Regions from separate parts of the Homo sapiens genome. Here region 2 is linked to region 1. Evidence: chromatin loops called from intact Hi-C (ENCODE). Cell type or tissue: heart left ventricle. All regions are shown on one strand.

Region 1 (2,500 bases):
CCTGGAGGAATACAGCAGTGGTTTGCCCAGGTTGTCCCCTCTGCCCAGAGAGTTCACCTCTACTTTGTCAACCCAGAAGAATCCTGGCATCCCTTAGGATCTAACTCAAATGTCCCCTCCCCTGGGAAGCCCTCCCTGACTGCATGCAGGAAGCATTCCTCTCTAAGCACACATGACTTTGTATTGTTATTCTCCTGGGAATGCGACGGAACTTTTCCTAGAGATACAGGCCCCAGTGGCCAGGAGACCTCTAGAACAGACTGGAACCCTTGGTAAATGTTTGCTGACCTAAGTATGGTGGAGAATGCTTGAGGCACATCTTCTATCTGTGCTCCAAGAAGGAGAACGACCCCTCACCAAGCCCATTCTCGTGGCCTCCACTTAGGAACTGATGCCTCTCACCGATTCCAATGGGAGCTGTTCTTTCTGAGCCTTTAAGTTCTGCCACTGCTCACCTCCTGAGAGGCCATGTGACAAAGTAGGGGAGGTGGCCTCTGGAGCAAGGGTTCCTCAGGTCCGAATTCTGTTTCCACCACCTACTAGCCATATGGCTCTGGCCAGGTTAGGAGATTGCCAGAGTGCCTACTGGCTATGAGGACTAAAGGAGTTACCATATGCAGGAGCACTTAGATCAGTGGCTGGTGCATCACAAGTGCTCAGTAATGACAACTATTATTATTATTATTGTCTCCCCAAATCACAGAAGCAGACCTCCACACTGTCTCAGGGACTGTCCTGAGTGCATAGGGAGACAATGGGTGTGTGGGGACTGGCCATCCTGCAGCTCTCCACAGTCTCGGCCAGGTCCCATGGGGGAGGGGCGGCCATGGCCGGTGGCTAAGGACAGGCCTATGGAAGGGAGGGCCTGGGGGTGACCTGGCTCCCGGTACCGGATCCCATGCACTCATAAGCCTCTCCAGAACTCCCGAGTGAGGGCCTCCTAGAGCTCAGGCCTGCCTTTCTGTTTTTGGCTTCTTGGCCTTTACTGCGTCCTTGGGGACAGGCTACTATTTTAGGTAGCAGTCAAAATAAAACTGAGATTAACCCAGAATTCTTGGCAGTCAAACAATACCATAATTATGTGCTTTTTAACTTCAGAAATCAGATAGCCACAGCTGACCCGCCACGGTCCATGGGGTGCCCTGGGGATACTAAGGCCTCCATCCTGCGCTGGGTCACCTCTGCACACTCTAAGCCGCAGGCAGCCACTAGAGGACTGTGGGGCTCTGAGGGACGCTATTTCTCCTCCTGGGAGCCATTGTCTGAACAACAATACAACTTGCTTTCACACGAGACGTTGCCAGGTTGGAAGGGTGACTTATTACTTTCTATATCATAAATCCTCTTGCCTAAGTCCCAGTCCCAGGGACTGGTGGGCTGTGAGGGAACAGAGGAGGCTTGTGTTCCGGGCTGGGCTCTCAGGGCAGGAAATCACCCGGAGGAATATGTTTGTGCTTTGATTGCTGACAAGGGCCGCAGACCCTCTAGTCAGGCGAACAGGCCCCTTCCTCTTTGCAGGAGCCAAGGGGGAGGGGAGGGAATTAGTCACACACAAGAGCGACAGGATTAGGCCCCTGAGAGTAAAATCCTTCACTCTAACCCAGAAAGAGGAAAAAAGAATGGGAGATTCAAATAGATGGGGGTTGAGATGATGTCAGTAAAGGTCACCGCCTGAAGAACAAAGAAGCAGCCGTGATTAGAGGCTTGGGCAGACCTCTAAGCTCTCAGGCAAGACCTCAAAATGCCTGGAAGAAAGAAAGGAACCAATAGACCCCAGCTCCAGAGGCAGTCCCAGAGGTGTAGCTGGAAAAAAACAATTTTCCCTGAAACACTGACTTGGCCCCAGGAATAAGGTCCTTCTGGAAACCTGATGCTCCTAGCAGGGGTACACATCTTAGCAAGGAAAGTGGTTTGCAGGGAGATTTGAAATAGAAACACACACTCCAGTGTCCTCTGGCCGAGCTGCCCTGTTGGCATGGAGGCAAACAGATACCCTGCATGGTGACAGGCTTGCATTCCTTTAGGGAAAGGCCATCTGGGCGTGGACACCCAGCATTCAAAGGAGCGATGTGCTGGAATGGTCTGGCTGCTCCCTCCACACCACGATGGAAGCTGCTTTTGCTGATGACTGTAGCTGCGCACTGTGCCCCTCTCAACCTTCAGCATCCTCCATTGACTCCTCGCTCCAGGGTCCTCAGGCCCAGTCTTTTCCACCAGCTCCCTGGGAGAGTCTCCTGGGAAGAGCACATTTCTTTAAGGATGGATTCTGACTTTCCACTTGGTTTTAGTTTGTTTGATTTCCACCCCCTCAATGCCTTTATTAAATGTCTTTCTCTGCCACAGGAGCCTCAGGAACAACAAGACTTGGGAGGTTGTTCTTGAGGACTGAATGATCCTGAGACATGAACCTTGTCTCAGAGACAGGACCTTGAATTTGATCTAGGAGGCAGGCAAAGGAAAAAGAGGCTGTGATAACCACTGAAGGAGGCCAGGAGTTTTA
Region 2 (2,500 bases), 280 kb before region 1:
GAGGTGGGTTTGGATTACAAAGGGTCATAAGGGCATTTTTGGGAGTGATGGATATGTTCATTATCTTGATTTTTGTGATGGTTTCATGAGTACATACATATATCCCTTTATAAATGTGCAGTTTATTGTATGTCAGTTGTACCTCCGTAAATGTGTTAATACAAACAAAAACAATTGATTCCATTTGGATTAAAGATAATAAAAGGGGTTGGAGCATTTTGCTGGAGGATGAAACTATATTCATCTTGGTTACTTCATAAGCAAACTGGATTTGGTGGGGGCAGGATGCTTAAACAAATATAAGCAAAGCTTCCTCTTTTCTGTTTTTTCTTCATTTTTTTTTGGCTTTCCATAGATGTTGCTGAAACACACCAAGAAGTTGCTAGCTGTCTTAAAGGTCCTTTTAGGGGACTCTGCTTTAAAAATATTTGCTTAAAAAATATCTAATTAACAGTTGAGGCTCAGAAGTGATTATTTTCAACTTAATAATTTTTTAACTTTCTCTCCCTCTCCCTTTTTGTTTTTGTTTGAGACAAGGTCTCTCTCTGTTCCCCAGGCTAGAGTTCAGTGGCGCGGTCACGGTTCACTGCAAGCTCTGCCTCTGAGGCTCCGGCGATTCTCCCACCTCAGCCTCCCAAGTAGCTGGGACTACAGGTGAGCACCACCATACCTGGCTAATTTTTGTATTTTGTTTTTAGAGATGGGGTCTCACCATGTTGCCCAGTCTGGTCTCAAACTTCTGAGCTCAAGTAATCTGTTGGTCTCGGCCTCCCAAAGTGCTGGTATTACAAGCGTAGGCCACCATGCCCAGCCAACTTTCTCTTTTGGTTGTACATATTGTGCTACTGCCTAATATTTTCTGTACTAAGTGGGCTGTAATCTGAAAGGACTATAATGTATGGTCAAAGAAAGAATGAAAATTGCAGTAAGGTCATGAACTTCTTACATGAAGAAATGAAAAATTCTGTTTTATTTCAGATTTAACAATCCTAATTGAATGCATAATATTTGCATGATGTCCTAATATTTACACTGAGTGCAAACAATAAATTCTACTATAAAGCAGTCCTGCAAATTGTAGCCAAAATCAATGTTCTTTTGCTTACTGCAGGGAGACTGGTTCTTTTTACTTCTATATAGTTCAACATTCTTGCCATTAGATGGCAGTCAAAACTAATGCAATGATTAAACTCCTCTTCAAGTTTAATAATGATTTGCATAGGTACAACATGTTATTCAGTGGACATATTTATAAAAAGTTCTGTGAAAATTGAAAGACATTGTCAATGATCTAACATTCCTCTTGGTAACCAGGCATTTTCCAAGGTAAATAGGTATCCCAAAGAGATCAGGTCTTTTTTTAAAATATGCTTTCTGAAAATTTGGAGTATAACATATGTACAGTAAAATGCAGAAAGCAACGTCAGTTCGAGGCATCACCACAAAGTGAAAACACCTATATAAGCATCACCTAGATAAAATGAAAGAACGTTACCAGCATCTCGGAAGACTCCCTTGTGCTGTCTCCCAATCATTACCTTCTCCCTTCTCCCCAGAGGTAACCATTATCCTGACTTCTGACATTATAATTTAGGTTTTCCTATTTTAAGAAAGTTTATAAGTGTTATTATATATTCTTTATGTCTGGCTTCTTTCACTCAATATTTTTGTTATTTTTGCTTGTAGGTATATTTCATTCTTTTCCCTTGTGGTTAACAAATTTTATTATATGAATATACCACTATTTATCCATTCTACTATTGGAAATTTGGGTTGTTTCCAGTATTTAGCTATTATAAATAATTTTCTGTGATGAACATCCTTGCATGTGCCTTTGGTGCACATAAGAATGTATGGCGTTTGAGTATATACCCAGGAGTAGAATTTTTGGATTGCATGGTATGCAATATTGCCAAATAGTTTTTCAAATTTGTATCAATTTACACTTCCACCAGCAGTGTGTGAGAATTTCTATCATTCCACATCTTTACTAACACTTGGTGTTGTCGATCTTTTAAATCTCAGCCATTCTGGTAGACAGGTAGCGATATTTCAGTAGGGTTTTAATGTGCATTTTCCTCATACCTAATAAGGTTAAACACTTTTTGAATATATTTTCTTACGTTAAGTGTTGATTCATGTATTTTGCCAATTTCCCACCATGTGGTCTATCTTACTGTTTTGTAGGAACTCTTTATATATTCCCCAGATATGAGCCCTTTGTTTGGTATATCTATTACTAATACATTTTCCCATTCTGGGTTTGTCTTTTCATTCTCTTAAAAGCACTTTTTGGTAAATTTTAATTTACTCATTTTATCAATTTTTTCCTTTATGGTTAGTTCGTGCTTTTTGTACTTTGTTTTAAAAACCTCTGCCTATACCAGAGTTGTGAAGATAGTCTCATATGACATGTTCTAGAAACTTCACTGTATTAACTGTGAAACTCTGTATTTTCACAAAATTCAACTCCAGGTAGATTTTAGATCAAACTGTGAAA

What was found. Peaks named below come from ENCODE experiments on the same cell type or tissue, not always from the same donor. Only the 100,000 strongest peaks of a DNase experiment are listed, where the experiment ranks them.
Region 2: it touches region 1 in a loop (2.8-fold over the local background); 2 of 110 quality-filtered maps call a loop at or near these places.

Annotation. Positions count from the first base shown.
Region 1 is chr1:93,721,306-93,723,805 of GRCh38, forward strand. It overlaps a transcript of BCAR3 not described here. Among named protein-coding and RNA genes, the nearest start is that of BCAR3, 41 kb to the left of the region's middle. In heart left ventricle, a CTCF peak has its summit at 1,200 (motif pointing right); DNase peaks (open chromatin) are centred at 836 and 1,146; H3K27ac peaks cover 2,156 bases.
Region 2 is chr1:93,437,001-93,439,500 of GRCh38, forward strand. No RefSeq gene overlaps it. Among named protein-coding and RNA genes, the nearest start is that of FNBP1L, 9.9 kb to the right of the region's middle. In heart left ventricle, a CTCF peak has its summit at 1,163 (motif pointing right); no DNase peak of the experiment used is centred here.